Regions from separate parts of the Mus musculus genome. Here all the other regions are linked to region 1. A link is a loop called in an ENCODE intact Hi-C map of the cell type or tissue named here. Cell type or tissue: heart. All regions are shown on one strand. Each heading gives the region's core, and the rest is flanking DNA. Links, peaks and the distances in the headings are about the cores only. Region 1 holds the start of Sdc3 (syndecan 3). Region 2 has its middle 7.8 kb from the start of Gm35294. Region 3 holds the start of Mecr (mitochondrial trans-2-enoyl-CoA reductase). Region 4 has its middle 19 kb from the start of Laptm5.

The links. A loop is a pair of places that touch in the nucleus more often than their neighbours do. Peaks named below come from ENCODE experiments on the same cell type or tissue, not always from the same donor. Only the 100,000 strongest peaks of a DNase experiment are listed, where the experiment ranks them.
Region 2: it touches region 1 in a loop (9-fold over the local background); 41 of 42 quality-filtered maps call a loop at or near these places.
Region 3: a loop joins it to region 1, with 2.3 times the contacts of the local background. A loop is called at or near these places in 11 of 42 quality-filtered maps.
Region 4: a loop joins it to region 1, with 5 times the contacts of the local background. A loop is called at or near these places in 19 of 42 quality-filtered maps.

The regions. Positions count from the first base shown.
Region 1 is chr4:130,787,765-130,793,089 of GRCm38, reverse strand. Sdc3 (syndecan 3) reads right to left here and starts at 553. Exons shown (of 5, transcript NM_011520.3): 1 at 288-553. The coding sequence starts at 419. Gm12972 (a long non-coding RNA gene) reads right to left here. Exons shown (of 4, transcript XR_001784548.2): 4 at 5,087-5,325. In heart, for the core only: a CTCF peak has its summit at 2,722 (motif pointing left); DNase peaks (open chromatin) are centred at 99, 749, 919 and 2,719; H3K4me3 peaks cover 1,143 bases; H3K27ac peaks cover 1,217 bases.
Region 2 is chr4:130,876,191-130,881,515 of GRCm38, reverse strand. No RefSeq gene overlaps it. Among named protein-coding and RNA genes, the nearest start is that of Gm35294, 7.8 kb to the right of the region's middle. In heart, for the core only: a CTCF peak has its summit at 2,753 (motif pointing right); a DNase peak (open chromatin) is centred at 2,725; H3K4me3 peaks cover 569 bases; H3K27ac peaks cover 1,093 bases; H3K27me3 peaks cover 1,353 bases.
Region 3 is chr4:131,840,775-131,846,099 of GRCm38, reverse strand. It overlaps Mecr (mitochondrial trans-2-enoyl-CoA reductase), which reads right to left and starts at 2,629. Exons shown (of 10, transcript NM_025297.2): 1 at 2,422-2,629. The coding sequence starts at 2,597. In heart, for the core only: no CTCF peak of the experiment used is centred there; a DNase peak (open chromatin) is centred at 2,589; H3K4me3 peaks cover 1,619 bases; H3K27ac peaks cover 1,158 bases; H3K27me3 peaks cover 1,477 bases.
Region 4 is chr4:130,891,346-130,896,670 of GRCm38, reverse strand. No RefSeq gene overlaps it. Among named protein-coding and RNA genes, the nearest start is that of Laptm5, 19 kb to the left of the region's middle. In heart, for the core only: a CTCF peak has its summit at 2,788 (motif pointing left); DNase peaks (open chromatin) are centred at 718, 4,260 and 4,540.

The DNA of each region.
Region 1 (5,325 bases), core at 46-5,045:
CTTCTTAGAAGCAGACACACACACACAGGGTCACCCTCATTCACCCTCGCGGGTCACCTTCATCGACCCACCCCCTCCTCCTCCAATGCCCCCAAGGCCCTGCAGGCAGCTTGGGATGGAGTGGGGGTGGGGAGAAGGCGACCCCAGCGGATACCGGACGCACACGCTTCCCGGCGGGGAGGGGACCCCATGAGACCGGGACACACCCAGCGCGGCACGCGCGACGAGGGGACACGCAAAGACACGCGGGGTACACGCTGGGGACCCTCTTGGGGCCCATCACTCACCCCCGCGGCGCGGCCGGCCAGCAGCAGCAGCAGCAGCGGTGGCAGCAACAGCCCGCGGGCCCCGGGCGCATGGGTGGCGGTGTCCACGCGCTGCCCCTGTGCGGTCCCGCGGCGCGGCGGCCCGGGCTTCATGGCGGCCTTTGTTCGCGGCGCGGGCTGCGCGGGACCTGCGCTCGGCTCCTCGGCCGCCGGCTCCGCCTCGCTCGTTCGTTCGCTCGCTCGCGGCTCCGCGCCCACAGCGGCCGCGCCCGCAGGAAGCGTCGCCGCCGCCGCCGCCACCGCCGCCGCCCCCCGCGCAGGCGGGGCGAGCAGGAGGGCGGGGCCGCGGCGACACCGGCACGCGACACCGCCCCCGGCCTCAGTTTCCCCCCGCGCAGGGGGGGGGGGGCGAGGGGCGTTGACGTCTGCCCCCCTACTGTGGATCCGCGAAGCACGCCGTGTGCGAGCCGCGGGAGAACCTGCTCTTCCAGACAGCACCCCGGGTCTCTCTGCTCCCAGTAGGGTGGTGTCAGAGGACCCCGACTCGGGGTTCCCCCTGGTCCTCCTGAGCTTCTCCTTGGCCTGTTTGTCTGAGAGACACAGGCCCCTAGCCACCCTGAGTTCAGGAAGCAGGGGCTTGGGTCAGCTACAGGCACGCATGGCGAACACCAGCACGCGTCTGCTGCTCACACGCTGGTGAAGTCTCCAGTTTCCCATTCACAGGGGCTCAGTTGCACTAAGGGGTCTCCGGGGAGGCTGGTAAGGGTAGGCGTTGGTTAGTTGGCATGTGAGCTGAGCAGGACACCCTTTGATGTCCCTGCAATCGGCACTATCCATTTGATGGCCATGTGTCCTTGGAAAGAAACCCAGAGCATGAAGCTCCGCACCATATAAGGCAGAGTGTGAGATGGGTTCCCCAGAGGGAGTGAGAGGCTGGGGCATCACAGGTATGCAAGGCTTGCCTAGCTAACCTCGGTAGACATCCTGGGGGGGGGGGGGCGTCCACTCTGTGGCTTACAGATCGCTGAGAACGAGCCAAGCCTGAGTAGTAGCTGCCTGTAACCCCAGTACTCATGACTTAGGAGGCTGAGGCAGAGGGATCTCAAAGCCTGGGCTACATACTGAGTCTCTGTATTTTCAAATATAAGAGGGGAGGGAGAGCTGGTGAGAGATACAGCATACTACTTAAAGATGTAAGTGACTAGTTCCCGGTACCCACACCAGGCTAGACACAACGCCCTGTGACTCCAGCTTCAGAGGATCTAATACCTTTAGCCTCCAAGGACACCTGCATTAATGTGCAGAGGTGTGACACGCATGCCCGCGTGTGCACACATACACACGAATAATAAAAATAAATCCTTTAAAAATGATAAAAATAAATGTTGACACTTTTTTTTTAAGGAAGATGGACTTTCAGGCTGACCTTGAACTTGTGATGTAGCTGAGTATGACCTTGAACATCTATTCCTACTACCTCCATCACATCCAATTTGTGCTGTGCTAAGAACCGAACCCAGAGCTTTGTGCAGAAGGGCATGTGCTCCACCAACTGAGCTACATCCCCAGGCCCTCACAAAGAGTCTTTTAAATCAATCCCATTCGATGCGTTTTGGCATTTGAAGCTAAGATGCCTTGAAGAATACAACATGAAAAGATTGACCTGCCTAGGAATCAGGAACTGGCTTTATCACTAGCATAGCCAGGAGCTGAGGGACTCTAGCTTTGGGTTAAGCAAGTGCTTGGGTTCAAATCCTGGTTCTGACAACCATGGGCTCTGGTACTTGTTTGTACAACTTCACCTCTCTGAGCCTATTCCCCAATGTCTGATGGAAATGAAGACCATATGGGCTTCACTTATTCATTCAACAAACATATTGAATGCCTTGTGTGTACCAGGTCAGGGGACAGGCTGGGAAGCTTTTGTGAGCTCTTCCTTTTCGTGTACTGGGAGTTCAATCAATGTGGTTGGGACTGGTTCTGAGGTGCTCTCAAAGGTTTAGCTGGGCCGGGCGGTGGTGGTGCACGCCTTTAATCCCACCACTTGGGAGGCAGAGGCAGGCAGATTTCTGAGTTCAAGGCCAGTCTGGTGTACAAAGTGAATTTCAGGACAGCTAGGGATATACCGAGAAACCCGTCTTGAAAAAAAAAAAAAAAAACAAACAAACAAACAAACAAACAAAAAGGTTTAGCTGGAATCAAGAAGGAGACCCAAGGAGTGGCATGTCAACTTGGTGCAAAGAAAACCTTGGGGCAGCTGGATCTGACTGATGGGCAAAGTACTGAGCTGCCCATGCTGGGAGGCAAGCAAGGCTGACAGTGTTGCTCAAAGGAGCCTACCAGGTTGCCAGGGAGCATGGCCCAGCCTTGCCTTCCTCATTCTGCAAACCCCCTTTACTGAGATCCCGGCAGGAAGCCTTGTGGGGAATCTTGGGCTAGGAGCGCCACCTGCTGCTTGTTATAGGTATAGTCACAGACTGGGTTGAGATGCACATTTAGTCCCTGGAACATCACAGGTCACCCTGCCTATACCACCGTGTGTGTCCTTATCACATCCCCAGAACACGAATGTCTCCTTCCCTGTGCTACCCTCATCCAAACAGACTCCAGAAACTGCCTTCATCCAGCCGCAGGTCACCGGGCAAAGACTTCTTGACTCCAAAGGCAGAAACAGTCCCGACCACGCCCACCCCAGTCCTTCTGTCTTTCCTGGAACTGGGAAAGTCCAGATTTTCAGTGGACAACTGCAGGGCTCTAGCCAGGCCGCCTGTCCTCCACCCTTCTCTCTGACAGGACACCAACCCATTTTTCAGAGCTGAAGAACTGGGCAGCTGTTAAGATGACACACGCTGGAGTCACCCGGGAAGAAGGAACTTCAGTTGAGAAAATGCTTCCATCAGCTTAGCCCATAGACAGATGGGGGAATTTACTTGATTAATGATTGAGAATGTGGAAGAGCCCAGTCCACTGTGAATGGTGTGATCCCTTTGCAGATGTATAAGAAAGCAGGCTGGAGGTAGAGAGATGGCTCAGTGATTAAGAGCACTGGCTGCTCTTCTAGAAGGCCTGGGTTCAATTCCCAGCACCCACAAGGCAACTCACAACTGCCTGTAACTCCAGTCCCTGTGGGTCAGATGCCCTCTTCTGGCCTCCTTAGGCACAAATGCTGTGCACAAACATACAGGCAGGCATAACACTCTTACACATAGAAATAAATAGATAAATAAATAAATAAATAAATAAAATATTTAAGTCAGGTGGTAGTGACATGACTTTAATCCTGGCTAGTCAAAAGACAGAGGCAGTGGCAGACATACTCCTGATTTATTAAGGTCTGCCTGGTCTACAGAGTGAGTTCCAGGACAGGTAAGGCTACACAGAGAAACCTTGTCTCAAAAAAATAAAAAAGAAATAAGGAAGGAAGGAAGGAAGGAAGGAAGGAAGGAAGAAGGGGGAGGAAAGGAGGAAGAGAGAGAGAGAAAGGAAGGAAGGAGGAAGGGAGAGAGGGAGGGAGGGAGGGAGGGAGGGAGGGAGGGAGGGAGGGAGGGAGGGAAGAAAAGCAGGCTGAGCAAACCCTGGGGAACAAGTCTGTAAGTGTACATTCTCTCCTTCGGTTCCTGCCTCCAGGTTCCTGCCTTGAGCTCCTGCCCTGACTTCCCTCAGTGACTGAGGGTGACCTGGGAGCTGTAAGACAAAGTTAACCCTTTCCTCCCCACCTTGCTCTTGATCATTTTATCACAGCAGTAGAAAGCAAACTAAGAGTACACACACACACACACACACACACAAAACCCCCACCATCTTACCACCGAAGCCCAGCCAGGGGAACCTGGACCTTGGCCTCTGCTCTTACCCCCAGGATGTGTTGGGAAGTGTTTGGTGAGTGAATTAAAGAGTTACTGAGGGAGCCACAGTCTATGCCAAGGACATGCTCAGATACAGCCTAGCACGCAGCTGATCCCCACGGGCTGGCTGAGGCGTCTTTCCCCAGTCCTTTGTACCTCTGTGAAACTGTCTTCTAACTACTGGAGCCTCCACCCCCAGCAAAAAAAAAAAAAAGCTGGAGGGAATGTCACCAACACCTCACTCTGTCCAGTGCACCCCAGACTTGACTCAGGAGTGATTATCTCTCCATCTACCTCTCCCAAGGGTTTGGTCAAGCAGATGGGTCCTCAAAACCCCTGGGGAGTAGGAAAAGCTGAGATTACAGAGGGCATCTCATCACCATGCCCCCTAGCCAGTCACCCTCTCGCTCTCTTTGACTCCTCCCAGACCCAGTGCTGTGAGGACCAAGTGACTAATTCCTTGGAGAGAGCCCAGCCCACAGTGAGGGCCTTACCTGCTGGCTCTGAGGGCCCCCCACTCTTCAGTTGGAGAACCCCAGGGCTTAGAGGTCAGGAACTCGCTTCTGGCCTCACAGGTGGGAAGTGTGTGGGCCAGGATTTGAACCAGGAATCTTGACCCAGATCTTTAGAAATAAACAAGTTTACATTGTCTAGGTATGAGTATGTGAGGAGGGGACTTGGACGAAGGTGGCTTTGCAAGCCAGAAGAAGGCATCAGATCCTCTGGAGGTACAGGTAGCCATCAGATCTGATGTGACTGCAAAGACCCCAAATTCAGGTCCTCTAAAAGCATTGCAAGTTTGCTTAACTATTCAACCATCTCTGGCCTTAAAAAATAAATTAATTAATTAAAAGTAAAACTAAATAAATAGAGACGGTGTCACAATGTAACCCAGGCTAGGCTGAAATTCTTTCAGTAGGCCAGGCTGTCCTTGAGCTAACAGAGATCTGCCTGACTCTGCTTTTGAGTGCTGAGATCAAAGGCGTGCGTCACCATTGTGTAACCTCAGTACTGGATGGTCACCTTGGGACAGGGGGTCCTCACAAGCATCTCCTGCATTTTTTCAGCCCCTCCCCTCTCCTACTCAAACTTCTCTTTTACCCCAAGAGTCAGGACGGAGGTCAGCATCAAGATTTACTTCTGGGAAAGGCTTGGTGAAACAAGGCTGAGGAGTCAATGACCCCACACACACACACGTGTAGGAACTGAAACAG
Region 2 (5,325 bases), core at 276-5,275, 88 kb before region 1:
CACTTTAAAAATCAGATTTCACATCAAAATCCAAATTATCTGCTTCTCTTTGAAAAGTTCAAAGATTTGGCAGGACCAGGCTACCTTCTGGCCTGGCAACTTCCAGCCAGAGCTGAGTAGCCAAGGCCCTGAAGACTCGGTATCCACAGCTCATGGTTCCTTCCAGACTCATCTGGTCCTCCTACCAGCCCTCCCTGCACCTGGACCTCATTCTGGCTGGCTGGCTGGCTGGCTAATTGGTTGGTTGGTTGGTTGGTTGGTTGGCTGGCTGGCTGGCTGGCTGGCTGGCTGGTTGGGTGGGTGGCTGGTTAGTTGGTTGGTTGGTTGGTTGGTTGGTTGGTTGGCTGGCTGGCTGGTTGCTTGGGTGGCTGGCTGGCTGGCTGGCTGGCTGGCTGGTTGGTTGGCTGGCTAACTGGTTGGTTGACTGTCTGGTTGGTTGATTGGATGGATAGATGGATGGATGGATGGATGGATGGATGGATGGATGGATGGATGGATGGATGATTGGTTGGTTGGTTGGCTGTTTGGCTGTTTGGTTTGGCTGATTTTGAGCCACAGTCTCTTGCAGCCTAGGCTGGCCTTAAACTTACTATTAACCAAAGACAATCTTGAACTTTAGATCCTCCTGCCTTGGCCCACATACTACTGGGATTGCAAGCTTGTGCCACCATGTCTGGTCCATGTGGTGGTGTTTTATCTCCCTGGGGCCTGCACTTGGACCTCCTTGAAAAATGAGGAAAAAAATTGAGTTTCTCAGGGGTCATGGATCTTCAGGGCCACAGTGAGCCAGGACAGAGCTGGGACCTAGGGCTCTCAGTTCATCATCCTGAGCAATGCCCAGGAGGCTGGCCAGAACCCAAGTCTCTTGACCCTACAACCCTGGCTGGAAAGATGAGGGTAATACTGGACATTTGTCTTATTTCTCAGTGTTTCCATCTGTCAAGTGGGACAATAATCCCACCCCTATCCCCAACCCCTACCCCACCTGTACCCATGCCTTGATGGTAGTAATGGTAAAATTAGTTTAAAGAAGTGAGGATCTGAACACATGTCCTGCCCTTCTGTTACCACTTGGGGATGCCAGATGCTACCTCCCACATGCCAACGGATGTGCAGGACCTCACTTAGCCCTCCAAGTCAGCTGGGTATCAATCTATTTAGCCCCCAAACCCCAGCCCTCATCCCCCAGCCCCCACCTCCAGCCCCCACCCCCCAGGGCAGGTGCATCAAACAGAGACTCAAAAATGGGGAGCCATGAGTGATATAGCTGGGATTTGGGATTCCAACCCAAGTTCAAGTTAGAATGGTCTAACCTCAAACTGTCCCATAGCAGAAGCCTCTGCCAAGCCTACACATAGCTATTGACAGCCTATTGTGTGCACTACAACTACTGTTGTAGTCCCAGAGGCACAGTAGGGAATACAAGAGATGAAGTCTCCACTCCAGAGCTTAGTCTGAGAGAGAGGTAGGATTCTAAAAGGAGCAGGCCCAGGAAGAGGGCTACATCGGCGAGTTAGCCAGGACCTGGAGGCATTAGTGGAAGTAACCAGGGGAGGAGCCCCTGGAAGATGACATCACACAGCAGGTTCCCACCTATCAGCACCTGGATGAGATATTCCAAGCAGAGAAGGCACGATCACAGGAAGGAGCCTCCACCACAGGGAGAAGTCTGGTGACTTTTGAACATGGAAGGCCACCTAAGGCCAGCATGGCCAGAGCGAGAAGAGGATACAAGAAGAGCAAAGCCCCCATGTCAATTTCCAGTGCTGATAAACCCCTTTCTGGGAGAGTCAAGCCAACCGGGTCCCTGTCTCTAGCAATCCTGGCTTCTAGCTTGCAGGCATGAACATGCAGAGCACGTGGAGCTGGGTGCCTATGCACACATGTGCACATGCACATGCCTGTGCACTGTAGCTCAGCCAGGAAGAAAGACAGAGGGAAAGAGGAGGTCAGACTGACAAGAGCCACAAGTGCCCAGCATCACACAGCTGTGGCCTACCAGGGTCCTCGGGACACTGAGGGGTGCCACCCCCCTTAGCTAAAGGCTCAGGTAACCTGCCCCTCACCAAACAGCTTTTCCACTGTCCTGCTCCAGCCTTAGGGAACTCTGTCTGAGTCCACCCACCTCTCCTTCCAACCATTGACCTGCGTTTTGTGGCCCCACTCCACCTCTACCACAACCTGATGCTGGGGAAGGCAGAACAAGTTCACAGTGGCAATCTGGGGATGTGGGGGCAGGGTCACTGCTTTAAAGGAACAACAAAGTGTTAGCTAAGTGATGTCACCAGCCCAGGGCAGCTGCTGATGGATGTCAAGACACAGACACACACACACATGGACACATGCACTATACACATACATACACACACACACACAGAGAGAGACTAGTGAATATATTTTTGAGTTCTTTTTCATGGCTATCATGTTACCCCCTGGGGCTGATCTGGGACAAAACAGGAAATCCCAGAACCAAGCCTGCCAGATGAGGCAAGGGGCTGGGAATTTGAAACCCCCTCTGCTCTCTACAGCCTCCTATCCGACCCTGCCTCCTGCAAGCTGGGGCTAGCTGCCAGGATTCTCCCAGAGGAGAGGTTCCCCCTCCCCAGGCACTGCCAGGGCTCAGTCACGGAGTCACAGCTGCAAATTCCTGCCCTGTACAAGTCCCCAGACCCACACAGAGCTTCCTAGAGCCATTGTTAAATCCACCTTTCCGGATATGTCATTTCCCTTGCCGTCTTTGAATACAAACGTGAGGTTAGCCTGATGTCCAGCAGGGGGCGGGCATGTTTCATTTGCCAGAGAGCCAGCAGTGGGTTCAGGAGGCGGCTGGAAACAACCCTTCCTCCAGCAGCCTCCCATTAAGACACAGCTCCCCGCCCCCCCGCCCCTCGCGCCACGCACAGAGCAGGCTTCTACACCTTCGCATACACTGGAGCCCTGTCAGGCTGCAAACGGAGCGAACCGGCTCACTTCTGGTCGGGCCTCTCCTGCACATTCTTCACTAGCTGCCTTACCCAGAACTCCATGCCTTTTCGATGCCAGCCTGCTCCTCTACGGGGAGAAATGCCTGGGTGGATGAGTGACTGATGGGTAGAGAAACCCAGCTACCAGCCACCCACACCGTTCAGAAACAAATAATTCAATGCAGACATCCCGGGAGAAGACAATTTTTTTTTTTTAATGGCCAGGCAAGCATTCTAACACTGAGTTATAGCCTCAGGCCTCCCTTTTTTACATTGTTTTATTTTGAGACAGGGTCTTACTTAAAGCTCAGGCAAGCTTTGAACTTAGGATCATCCCAGCTTGGCCACCCTAGTAGTTGGAAAAATAGGCTTAGCCAGCAAGCTCAGTGCAATTTGAAAAATATACAGCACTCGTTGAGTCTAAGGACCGGCCACCTCATGATCTGACTTGACTCTTTTAGGTCTGTTGGGCTTGGTGGTATTACCCAAAGTACAGAAGGGGAAACTAGGATTTTAAGGGGGCCCAAGGTTGCAGGCTATGTATGGGTAGGTGCAGCAGGGTTCCAAATCCAGTCGCCTTCCCCCTTCATTTAGCTATGCACCAGGCCCCACCTATGAGTCTCTGGGTGACCCCAAGAAGTGGAGAAATGTGGCAAAGTCCTGGTGCTTGGCTGGAAGTGTTCTGGCCTAATTCTTAACCTAACCCAAGTCCCATAAGTGAATGCTGGTAAGGCACTCGTGTGTGTGTGTGTGTGTGTGTGTGTGTGTGTGTGTGTGTAACAGAGAGAGAGACAGACAGACAGAGAGACAGAGAGACAGAGAGAGAGAGACCTCCCACAGACCTGCTAAGAAGCCCCCTGTTCCCACTTGCAGGAGGTCCTAAGAAATTAAACTGTTGCCCAGTGCCACTCAGCCATCAGGCCGCAAAGCAGAATTCAAACCCAGAAGCACACATTTGCAAAGGCTGAGATTCCAGCCATGTGTACATTACTATTCATAACACTAGCAAGATTACAGTCATGGAGGAGCAATGAAATAATTTTATGGTTGGGGGTCCACAACAGGAAGAACTGTTTTAAAGGGCAGCAGCATTGGGAAGGGTAAGGACCACCAATTTAGTATGTTCTGAAGAGGCTCTCTGGGCTGAACCTCAGCTAGGTTCACCCGCAAAAGCTGCTGACCTGACAGGCTCCCAACAGAGTCAAGGCCACAGCCCCAGGCACCAGAAGGCAGCTTTGCTGAATAAAAGGGATTCCTCCTCTCCCCAGAAATAACTTATCCTCAGATCTTTGTCTTAATACAAGCCGTGACTAACAGAAACCCTCTCCTTGCCACCACCTTTCTCTGGGCTTCATAGAGTCAAACCTCAGTCTTAACATCTGTAAAGTGGGATAATAGTGCTGGGGTCACAGATCAACTATAGGTTTCTCTCCTGTCAATCTCCTAAGGCTGTGATTTAGCCAAGGGAGATCTCTCATGTATTCGTTTATTCTCCTGCTCATCCATCCATTTAGGAGACTTCCAGACTGCTAGCCTGCTGGACCAAGCCTGTCTGCACTCCTGTTCATCACGTAAATGGGATCAGGGATTGTATGGAAAGTGGAGATCAAGCAGGTAAAGCCGGTGGCAGCACCCAGCACAGAACAGAGCCCATCTGGGTATCATTATAGGTTCTCAAGGAAGATGCGAAGAAGAGACAGTTATTTAGGTAACTGTCACCCAAGGAGACTCTTGCTGATTCGGGGAAGGACCATCAACCCATGGGAATCGGGGAAATTCCCAGAAATGGTGCCAAGGGGAGACTAAATGGGAGGAGACATGAGATTAGAGGTGGGAGTCACTCCGGGCAGTGGCAAAGAAGTTCAGAACCTCAGGGGCCTCTGGGCACACTCGATGATGCCCTGGGCTGTGTCTGCGTCAGTTTGAGGACGCACAGATGGGAAGGCAAGTCTTACTATTGTGAAGCCATGGGCAGAAGAGGGACAGAATCCAATCTGCCTGTGAGAAAACACTGTGTGGGCAAAGTTTAGAAAGACGGGGGCTGGGGCAGAGTCTCGAGAAGCTGTGCAGTGGGTGGACCAGAGGTGGAGACTGAAGAGGCTGTGTCTGAGGTGGGAGCCAGGATGAAGGAGGGAGCAGAGAGGAATTAATTGCAAACACTTCTGTCCCCAGGAAGAGGGGCTGAGGCAGGGCAGTGGTGGAGGTGACTGTGACCACCACGGTGAGTCGGTCGGTCAGCTGGGACTAGAGTGAGGCTGGGGTGGGGAGGGGATGTCCACACACTGAGTCACTTGACTTATTGGATTTCTGAGAAGTCGCGCCCCTCCCCCATGCCCTCGGCAGCCAAGGCCACTCTTCAGAG
Region 3 (5,325 bases), core at 146-5,145, 1.1 Mb before region 1:
ACAGGAGCAGGTGCTTTGCAGCAGGCTGGCGAGGGACACAAATGATGAGCCTTTGGGAGCACCACCTCACTGCTCTCAGTTTGAGTTCATTTCTGAAAATGGAGGCCTGCTCATAAGGACTTTATCACCTCACTGCAGCAAAATCTCCAGGGAAGTGTCTATCCTGACATGATTGATTCCCTATGAGCAAAATACAACTTATGGCTGATGGGTCAGCTCAGCAGTCGGAGGTACTGATGCCCAGACCTGATACCTGAGCTCCATCACCTGTTCGCTAAAGACGGCAGGAGAGAACTGACTCCTGAGAGCTAGCGCGCTCTCTCTCTCTCTCTCTCTCTCTCTCTCTCTCTCCCTCCCTCCCTCCCTCCCTCCCTCTCTTAAAATCAAATATGAGATGTTTGATCTTAGACAAATTAGTCAACCTCTGAACCTCTATGTCTATAATATCCTCTTATAAAATTCTGTTGGATCTTAATTCATAATTTCCGCATGTGAGCTACCAACTAATTACACATATCTTACCAGTCAAAAGAGCTGTTAAGGTTGTCTGGAGTAGGGCTAAGGTGAAAGCACCAATCTGGGAATTAGGGAATCTAGAGTCAGCTCTTTGCCCTAACTTGGCTTAGCTGAGGGTTTGGCAAGGTCACTTCGTTCTCTGGGCCACATCACAAATATACCATACAGGGATAAGAATGAACAAATGTCACTCCACCAAAAAGCCCCGGAAGTTTCCCCTGTGGTGCCTTTATAACTCCTTGATTCACAGCAGACAGAATTACTGTAATGGTTCATGTACCGGCTAGGTGCTTTGACAGTCAGAGAGGAGCTTCGGATAAACTCAGGGGCATGGGCCCTCTGGCCACACCCACTCTAGAACAATGTAAAAGAATATCAACAATAATTCAAATTCCTTGAGAACCTGGGGGGGGGGGGAAGAGAGGCCACAAATTCCAGATCAGCCTGGGCAACACAGGAACACCTTGTCTGAGGGGAGAGAAAGGAAGGGGAGCAGGAACAGTGGGGAACACACCTGCAATCTCAGCACTTGGAAGTTAAGAGCCCAGCCTCTGTTTAAAAAGGGGGATGGGGTGGGTAGGTTTGGAGTTGCAAGCCTTTAATCCCAGCATTTAGGAGGCAGAGGCAGGCCATCCAGGGCTACAAAGACCCAATCTCAAACAAACAAACATACATACATATAACCAAAGGAGCTCCCTCCCCCATTAGAAGCAGGCAACTTCAGCCCCAGTGCTGGGGGCTGGGGGTGGCAGAGGTAGAAGGATCACTAGAAACTCCAGGTCAGCCAAGGCTACTCAACATGTTCTAGGCTAGCTGGGACCATACAGGGAGACCTTAAGAAGGGAAGAAATAATAATAATAAGATGCATGTTGGTAAGCCCAACTTGTCCACTTTTTGTTTGTTTTTGAGGCAGGGTCTCAATATGTAGTTCAGGCTAGCATTACATTCACAATCTTCCTCCCTTAGCAAGTGCTGGGACTACAGGCACACACCATGCGCATCCCCTAAACTGTATTTGAAGATTTTTTTTTAAATTTTTATGTATTTTTACTGTGAGTGTGTATTTTGAGACAAAGGCTCATTATGCAACCCATGTTGGTCTCAAACTCATAACCCTTTTACCTCAGCATCCTGGGATTATGAAACAACTCCTTTTTGCTTGTTTGTTTTGAGACAGGGTCTCTCTCTATAGTCCTGGCTATCCTGGAACTGACTATGTAGACTAGACTGGCCTTGAACTCACAGAGATCTGCGGGCCTCTGCCTCACTAGTGCTGGGATTAACGGCACATGCCATCAAGCTGGGTTTAAACAACTCGTCATAATTAGGCCAAGATGCACACATGGCTTGGTGGAAGGGAACTCGCATGAGAAACAGGTGAATTCCGGCACCTATTCCAATCACTAATTAGCCGTATCATTTTAGACAAGCCCCTCGGCCTCTGTGAAAGGCAAACAATAATCTCCTATTTAAAAACAGGTGTAGAATCTAGGTAGGCTGTCAGACCGTATGTTCAAATTTCTATTCTCACTGGCTGGGTGACTTGGGGCAAATGTTAATTTTAACTTTCTTATGCCTCGCTTTTCTCATCTGAAAAAAAAATGCAATAAATACCCCCAGACTGTTGCTGTGACAAATAGTCGGAAGCATCCACTGAGACAAAGGAGTGACTGCCACAATCTTCAAACCAATATGGGTCAGTAAACTCTGGCACCGGTGCCTCGCGGGTCCTTGGCCGCCGGAAAGCACCGGTGTCGGGTCAGCAAGCACGCCCTGGGGTCTCGGCATCTGTAGGACAGCAGAACCCTCTTCCTCGGACCCTGTCCTCTCCTGGCAGTCCGCCGCCCGCCTCAAAACCCTCCAGGAACCCCAGCTCCCTCCCCGGTGGCGGCGCCGACTCTTACTGGACGACCTTGGCTGGATCCCCATGGTTGCCATAGACCAGCGCCCGCACCCGTGACGGCTCAGAGAGAGCGGAGTAGGAGGATGTGGTCCGGCCGTGGCGGTACCAAGCCTCGAGGAGACCCGCAAGCTGAGGTGCCCGGGCTCGCGCCCCTGTCACTCGCTGGCTGACCAACATGCTGCTTCCAGCACTGGCAGAATCCGGCGCTCTGGACTACGTCATTCGTCCGCGACAGCAAGCCTGAGCCCCGCCCCGCTCGTGACCGCGCCCCCTTCTTTAAAAGAGGCCGCTCGCTCTCTGCCCAGGTATTGGTGTAGGGTTTCTCCCGGACTGGTGTGAGGATTGAGGGTGGGCTACGTAAGGTATTCAGAGACCTGGAGAAGTTGCACAGCTAGCCAAAGCAGCCTACCCATGAAGAGAGTTCAGAACTGGCTTAAAGCTGTGACTGCTGCTTGTCGCGTGGTGTTTCCGGGAAGTCATTTACATTCTGGCCTCAGTATCCCCTTTGCACTCTTTATTGAGATACCACTGTGCCAGACTTTTTAAAGTATCATTTCATCTTCAGTTCCCCCAGAACAACACAAAGACTTTATCAGCCCAGCATCACCACCATCATCAGTTTTTCGAGACAGGTTTCTTTGTGTGTTCCAGGCTGTCCCTCTGTAGACCAGGCTGGCCTCAAATTCAGAGATCCGCTTGCTTCTGCTTCCCAAGTGCTGTGATTAGAGGCATGCTCTACCAAGACTTGGGGACTTCTTTACCCAGAGTTAACATACCAGGAATACCAGGCTCAAATCCTAGCAGCTCTTTCCTAGCTTGGGCAAGTGAGCGCAACTTGGAGCCTATTTCTCATTGATGCCATGAAAATGATATACCTCATTTCAGACGGTTGTGAGGAATGGATAAAACATTAGAAGAAGCCGGGTGGTGGTGGCGCACGCCTTTAATCCCAGCACTTGGGAGGCAGAGGCAGGCGGATTTCTGAGTTCGAGGCCAGCCTGGTCTACAAAGTGAGTTCCAGGACAGTCAGGGCTACACAGAGAAAATCTGTCTTGGGAAGAAAAATAAAAACAAAACATTAGAACAATGTTAAGGAAAAATAAAAACAAAACATTAGAACAATGTTAAGGTTGACAGGATAATACATTGTAAAACCATCAAGCTGTTCAGCTATGAGAGGGGTCCCATGAAGGAAGATGTCGTTTAAAATGCTCACAGCATACAAAGAGATTGGGTGGGAAATGAAAATTCTTTGTAAAAGGTATTAACCTGGAAAGACGCAGGTTCTTAGTTTTGGTGGAAAAGAAACATCAGCATAAATAACCCGTCCGTGGAACATTTGTGTACATGCAAGTGTGCACTGTTGCAGGCTGAAGAAAGGGAGCAAGGAAGTGCTGCAGGAGGCAGTCCTTCCATTCCCAAACTGCGTGCATGGAAATCAGATGAGGTTCCATTTTAGGACTCCTGATTTAGAAACATGGAGAGAGGTACACGATCCAAAGGTATACATTCTTAGACGTTCCCCAGAGTCCGGTGATGTGGTAGCCCAGGAAATAAGTATCAGAGAGCGTTTGAAAGACAAAGATGATTGACCCAAAGCTTGCCGTGGGAAACAAATTTTTCTCTGAGGAGGAGAGCCCACCAAAGCATAGAGATTAAGGTTTTGGGAACTGGACTCAGGCAAATCTAGATTTGCATCCTGGTTCTGCCATTTCCTGGATGTTTGGTTTTGAATTCGTCACTTGGCTTCTCTGTGCCTCTGTTTCCCTCATGGTTAAAATGAAGGGAACTGAGCTAGGGAGGTAGCTCAGTGGTAGAGCACACTCAGTGGTAGCACGTGTGAGGTCCTGGGTTTGATCTCTAACAAGGCAAAGACAAAAAAAGCTCAACAATAATCAAGAGACTAATAGTCCCAAGGTTGTCTTGAAGACCGAGGGAGCGAGTACCACTTGAACCACTTAGCACACTGTTTGACATATGGAACGTTCTAAAACGATTCCAGGAATATGGTGTGAGGATGAAATGAGAGCTATCACTTTGTAAAACACTGGGGTTTGACTCAATAACTGCATTTATTAGAGAAATCTGATACCTACCAGTAGGGGAAAAGTCTGTTCTCACAATAGGTGTGCACTCACGTGAACACCTATTTCCACAGTGACAGGGAGGCATACTTGTGCCAGAAAGTTCACAAGGTCCCTCTGCTGCATCCTCTAGGTGACACTGGGATGTTCCTCTTTATCCCCTCACCCCCACCGCCCACTGGCTCCTCCTCCTCCCCAGGCAGCCAACTAGGAAAGTCTGGAGAATCAGGCTGGAAAGTTTTCCTCCTTAAGGCTGGATTTCATCTCCCTCCACACCCTTTCACCTTTCCCTTTGGTCTAGGCCATCTGGCAGTCACACAGTTTGAGAACAACCGGTGAAGGGGTTTAAGCCTATTGGCCTTAGCTTTGCATTCAAGACCATATGCACTTTGATGCCTACCCTCTTTCTGGCTTTATCTTTTGCACTGTACATAGCCAGCGACCCAACTACACCCAACTCCGCCCTCACCAGCTCTTCCTTGTCTTACGCTTTTATTCAGGTTTCGATCGACTGAAATGAATTTTCCTGTCTAACCTTCCAGGGGAATTCCAGGTTCACATATTGTTCTATTGAGCAAACCCCAATGCCTTTGTAATTTCTCTGGGCTAATGTTATGGCCTTTAGGATACTATCTTGTAGTTATTTATATGTCCACTTCCCCCTCCAGGCAAAATTTCATCTCCGGGATGCCAGCACTCAATATGGGGCCTAACACAGGATAGGCATCATAAATATTCCATGAGTTGCAGGTAATTGAATTTCTTCCTGACCTGGCACTGACTGTGGTACCCTATCCTTCTCCCTAGATTTGGGGCAGCCA
Region 4 (5,325 bases), core at 194-5,193, 100 kb before region 1:
CCCAAACCCCGAGAAACAGGGCCATGGTTGAAACAGCCCTGTGACAGAGTATGTTGGCCTTCCAAGCCCAGCACAGATGCCCATCCTAGATCAAGTTCTCCCCCTGCTGGCCATATACAGAACCTCACCCAGGCACCTGATAAATCCTAGGGAAAGGCAAGGTGGTCATGGTGATGGTGGTGGTTATGGTTATGGTGATGGTGACAGTGGTGCTGGTGGTGCTGGTGGTTCTGGTGATGATGGTGGTGATGGTGGTGATGATGGTGATGGTGGTGATGATGATGATAGTAATGATGGTGATGATGGTAGTGGTGATGATGGTGATGATAGTGGTGATGATGGTGATGATGTTGGTGATGATGATGGTGATAGTAATGATGGTGATGATGGTAGTGGTGGTGATGGTGATGATAGTGGTGATGATGGTGGTGGTGGTGCTGATGATGGTGGTGGTGCTGATGGTGATGTTAGCAGGGAAGAATAGGTGTTAATTCTAAAACAGTAACAAAGATCAATATGCTCTTGAGAAAACACACACCCTCGTTAATCACTGAGAAATGTGAACAAAACCAGAATACGACGCTACTTCCCATCCATTAGGATGGCTACTGTGTTGTGATCTTTTTTAAAGAAGCAGAAAAGGGAGAAGAAGCAAAAGGAGACAGGAGCAGTCGGTGACGTGCATGTTGCTGGCAGGAACATGAGCTGGCCCAGCTGCTGGTGAGCCTCAGAAACACTAACACAGAACAACCCAGCAGAGCCCTTTCCCAGGACACACCCAGGGGAAGCAGAAACAAGAGCTCAACTGGTTTTGTTCAAGCCTGGGGTTTACAGAAGCATTATTCACAATAGTTCCAGGAATGGGAGTCACCCAGTCTCCATTGAGCGACAGACAAACTAACAGGATGGGTACAGACATGCTCATGGAGTGGTTATTTAGTCATAAAATCAAGAAAGCAAGAACGGAGAGGTGGCTCGGTCGGTAAGGTGCTTGGATCCCTGGCATCCACATAGAAAAGCCCAAAATAGAGGCTCCTATAATCCTGGCTCTGAAGAGTGGGACCAAGAAGATCCCAGGGGCTCCTTGGCCAGCTCTCCTAACCAATCAGTGAGCTCTGGCCAGCTCTCCTAGCCAATCAGTGAGCTCCGGGTGCAGCGAGCATCTCTATCTCAGAATCTAAGACAAGGACAGAGGCTCTGAGCCGTCTTCCCCTGGCAGCTGTGCTCTACCCTCATCAAAGATACTCTTGGGAGCAAGTAGAGACCGGAACAGAAAACCAAGTGGCCAAATGATAGAGAACAACACAATGTCTGTACCTACGACTCAGAGGACATCTCAGAAGATGGCGGAAAGACTGGAAGAGTCAGAGGGCCGGGAAGTCTGCTGTGAGATTGTGTCTCCTAGAAATAGCAGGGCAGTTACACCCAAGGTATCTCACCAACATGGCTGCCTAAGCAAGACGGGAACAAAGACAACACCAGCAAGCACGCTGACATGGAAGGGAAATCTCACAGGGCCCCTCCCCCAGACGAAGAATGATGAACAGTTGCTGAGATGGGGAAATCACTCCTCCCCAAGGACGAGCCCACAATAGCCATACAATCCCAGGTGCTCATCCCTGAAATCATGTATGTATATAACAATAATCATCAAAGGGGGAAAAGCCATGAATCTGAGAGAGTGGGGCGGGGCCATAGGAGAGGTTGAAGCAAGGGAATGTAGGAGGAGTTGGAGGGAGGAAAGAGAAGAGAGAAATGATGTAATGATATTTTAGCTAGGGCTGGAGAGATGGCTCAGTGGTTAAGAGCACTGACTCCTCTTCCAGAGGTCCTAAATTCAATTCCCAGCAACTATGTGGTGGCTCACAGTAATGGGATCCGATGCCCTCCCTCATCTGGTGTGTCTGAAGACAGCGACAGTGTACTCACATAAAATATATAAATAAGCACTTGCGAGGCAGAGGCAGGTGGATTTCTGAGTTCGAGGCCAGCCTGGTCTACAGAGTGAGTTCCAGGACAGCCAGGGCTACACAGAGAAACCCTGTCTCGAAAAAAAAAAACATAAATAAATAAATAAATATTAATAATAATATTTAACTAAACATTTTAAATGTTTATTAAGAAAAAGTTAAAATGCACGAGCACTGCAAAGTCATAAAACATAAGAAGATGGAGAACTACAGACAAAGGTGTCAAACATCTCCTCTCCTCTCGCTTCTGCATGCACACACACACACACACACACACACACACACACACACGTAAACATATAGGAGGTTCTGGCATCCTCTTACAACACAGATAAGCCTTGAGGTTTAAGCAAACTAAATGCACTACGTGACTCCAGTCATGAAGTCCCCAGAGTGGACACTCACAGAGACAGAGCAGAAGCAATGGCTGCCAGGAAGTGGGTAGGCGTGTGAGGTGTTCTGGGGATGCAGACTGGTGACAGTCTCCCAACGAGGAGAGCGTGCTGGATGCTGCTCAACTATGCGTGAACGACAGATAAATGGATATTCTCAGGTTATACATCTTGTTACTAACATTTTTTAACTAAAAATCAGTAAAACAGTTCTGGGGACCTGGGGGGCTTGGGACTGGAAGCCTGGGGACCTAGAGACCTGGGGACCTGGGGACCTGGGGACCTGGTAGGCTGGGGACCTGGGGACCTGGAGACCTGGGGGCCTGAGGACCTGGGACCCTGGTAATCTAGAGCCTGTTATTTAGGACCTGGGGGTCTAGGGCCCTGACTCAGTTGAACGAGTGCCACCTAGTGTCACATTTTTTTGTCAGCCTGACACAGACCTACACACCAGGGGAAAGGGAACCGTCAACTGAGAAATTGCCTGCAGGCAAGTCTGGGAGGCATTTTCCTGATTGTTGATAGATGTAGGAGAACCTAGCCCACTGTGGGCGGCACCACACCTAGGCGGTGCGTAAGGAAAGTGGCAGAGTGATGCATGAAGAGCAAGCCAGTGAGCTGCACTCCTCCATGGTCTGTGCTTCAGTTCCTGCCTCCAGGGTCCTCCCTTGAGCTCCTGCCTTGGCTTCCCTGACTGATGGACGGTGACTTGTAAACCAAATAAACCCTTTCTTGCCCATGCTGCTTTGGGTAGAGGCTTCACCACAGGAACAGAGAGCCATTAGGACACACAGCACACCAAGCTCAGTGTCCAATCCCCAACACAATGTAGTGGTATCCACAGGGCATGGTGTCCACAGCACACAGGAGAAGAAAGCAAGAGGTTAACCTACGCTACATATTGAGTTTAAGGGCAGCCTGGACTACATGAGACCCTGACTCAAAGGGGGTGGGGGAAGTATTGAACTCAGGCTAGTAACAGTCTTCTAAGAAAACAAAGGATCTTTCGAGTAGAACTGTTATATACTTTCCCTTGGAACCAGAGACCCTAGGAGTCCTTCATTTGTTTGTTTGGTTGGTTGGTTTTGTTTTCCCAGACAGGGTTTTTCAGAAAGCAACCCTGGCTGTCTTGGAGTCCTGGACTAGCTTTGTAAACCAGGCTGGCCTCAAACTCACAGAGATCTGCCTGCCTCTGCCTCCTGAGGGCTGAGATTAAATGCATGAGCCACCACACCTGGCTTTGGACGTCTGTAGAAGGGCAGTGTCTCTAGACACTTTCCCTGTTGCTATGATAAAAAATACTCTGACAAATGTAAACTGAGGGACAAAGGTGTTATTTAGCTCGAAGTTCCAGCTTACAACCCATGGAGGCAAGACACCACATTGCATCCTCAGTCAAGAAGCATCGCACCACAGAGACAGAACGGATGCCAGAGCTTAGCTTGCTGTCTCCATCTTGTACAGTTCAGGGTCCCCTGCCCTTCCAGTGGTCCCATCATAATTAAGATGTGTCTTACCTCATTAATTAACATAATCAAGATAGCTCTCCACACGGAGAGACCCAGAAGTCCATCTCTCAGACAATTCCAGATTCTGTCAAGTTGACAATATCAGAACAGATTGAAGCTGAGCAGATCACACCCATCAGTGTGGGCTCTCACGCAGGGATGACCATGCTGAGTTCCGAGGAACAAAGGTTTCCACCAAACAAGAAAGGAAGTCCCAACCAGGGCCTTGGCTTGGAAGGCGCAGGAGCGATAGCAGGCTTTCAGGAGCTTACTTCTACCTACCTTCCCCCAAGCAAGGAAAGAAAACAGGATTTGTCCAGGCGAGAGGATTTGGCCACCGGGGCCAGGCAATACCAAGGAACGGCCACCAGAGGGCAGCAGGTCTCTGCTTTTAAACTGTGGTAGAGAAGATTAAAAAGGTGTGCCCGAGAGTACTCTTCCTGGCAATGTGGGTTGTCAAACTAGGCAAGCGCTTAGAACCGGAGCCCTTGTTCCAGAAGTGGGGCCCCGGGAATAGATGGCTCCCAGACACAGCTGAAACGAGACACAGCATGCATGCCTACATCTGTCCTTTCCTCTACCCTGCAGGGAGCTCAGCCCAGATGGAAGCCCATGTGAAGGAAGGCAAAGAGAGACTGAGAAGGTGACAACGGCACCCACATGTACCCAATGCCGCTGTGGTATGGGGAAACTGAGGCATGCGTTGGCGATAAAGCACCCAAGGTCGTCTGCATCCCTCCTGAGCATGTCAAGCTTCAATGTGGGTGCCCCGAAGCCTCTGCCCCCTCCGGGGCATATTTAGAAACCGTGACATAGCTGTGGTCATGGCTCACAGACCTGCTGAAGGCCATTGATTAAGGACAGGGTCCTTATCAGGCAAAGTCAGCCCATAGTGGGTCCATGGAGAATGGACACTCTAGAGCGTCCTTGCGGCCCTTCCTGGAGGCAGCTGAGATATGGCTTAGGCCCTTTTTGGATTAGGAGCCGTGTGACTTTGGGTGTTTGGAGGTGCACAATAATAAGTCACAAGGTTCCTCCATTTCTACATCTAAAACATGGCCACAGAACACAGACCCACCTTGAAGGAGGCTGAAAAGGTACCGAAGACCCCGGCTTTCCCATCCAGGACTAAGAACACACACAGGGCTTACTCAACTGGTCTTAGGGAAGGAGACACCCTGACCTGGCTCTCTCCTCCCGCCTGGAAAGGAAAACGGGATGGAGACTCTGAACAGAGGTGAAGCTAAGAGTCACTGACTGCCAGCCCTTTAATGGAGAGCAAAGCCTTGGGGATTCCAGCAGCTGGCTGACTGGGCACACGGGAGCTGACCCACACACACCCCAACATTTCACGTCTCCCCTCCTCGCACCTGCACAGATGGACATTCCACCATTGTGGACCCCTTCCTTTATATGTGGATTGAAGAAACTCTCCAGGTAATGGGCCATCTCTCT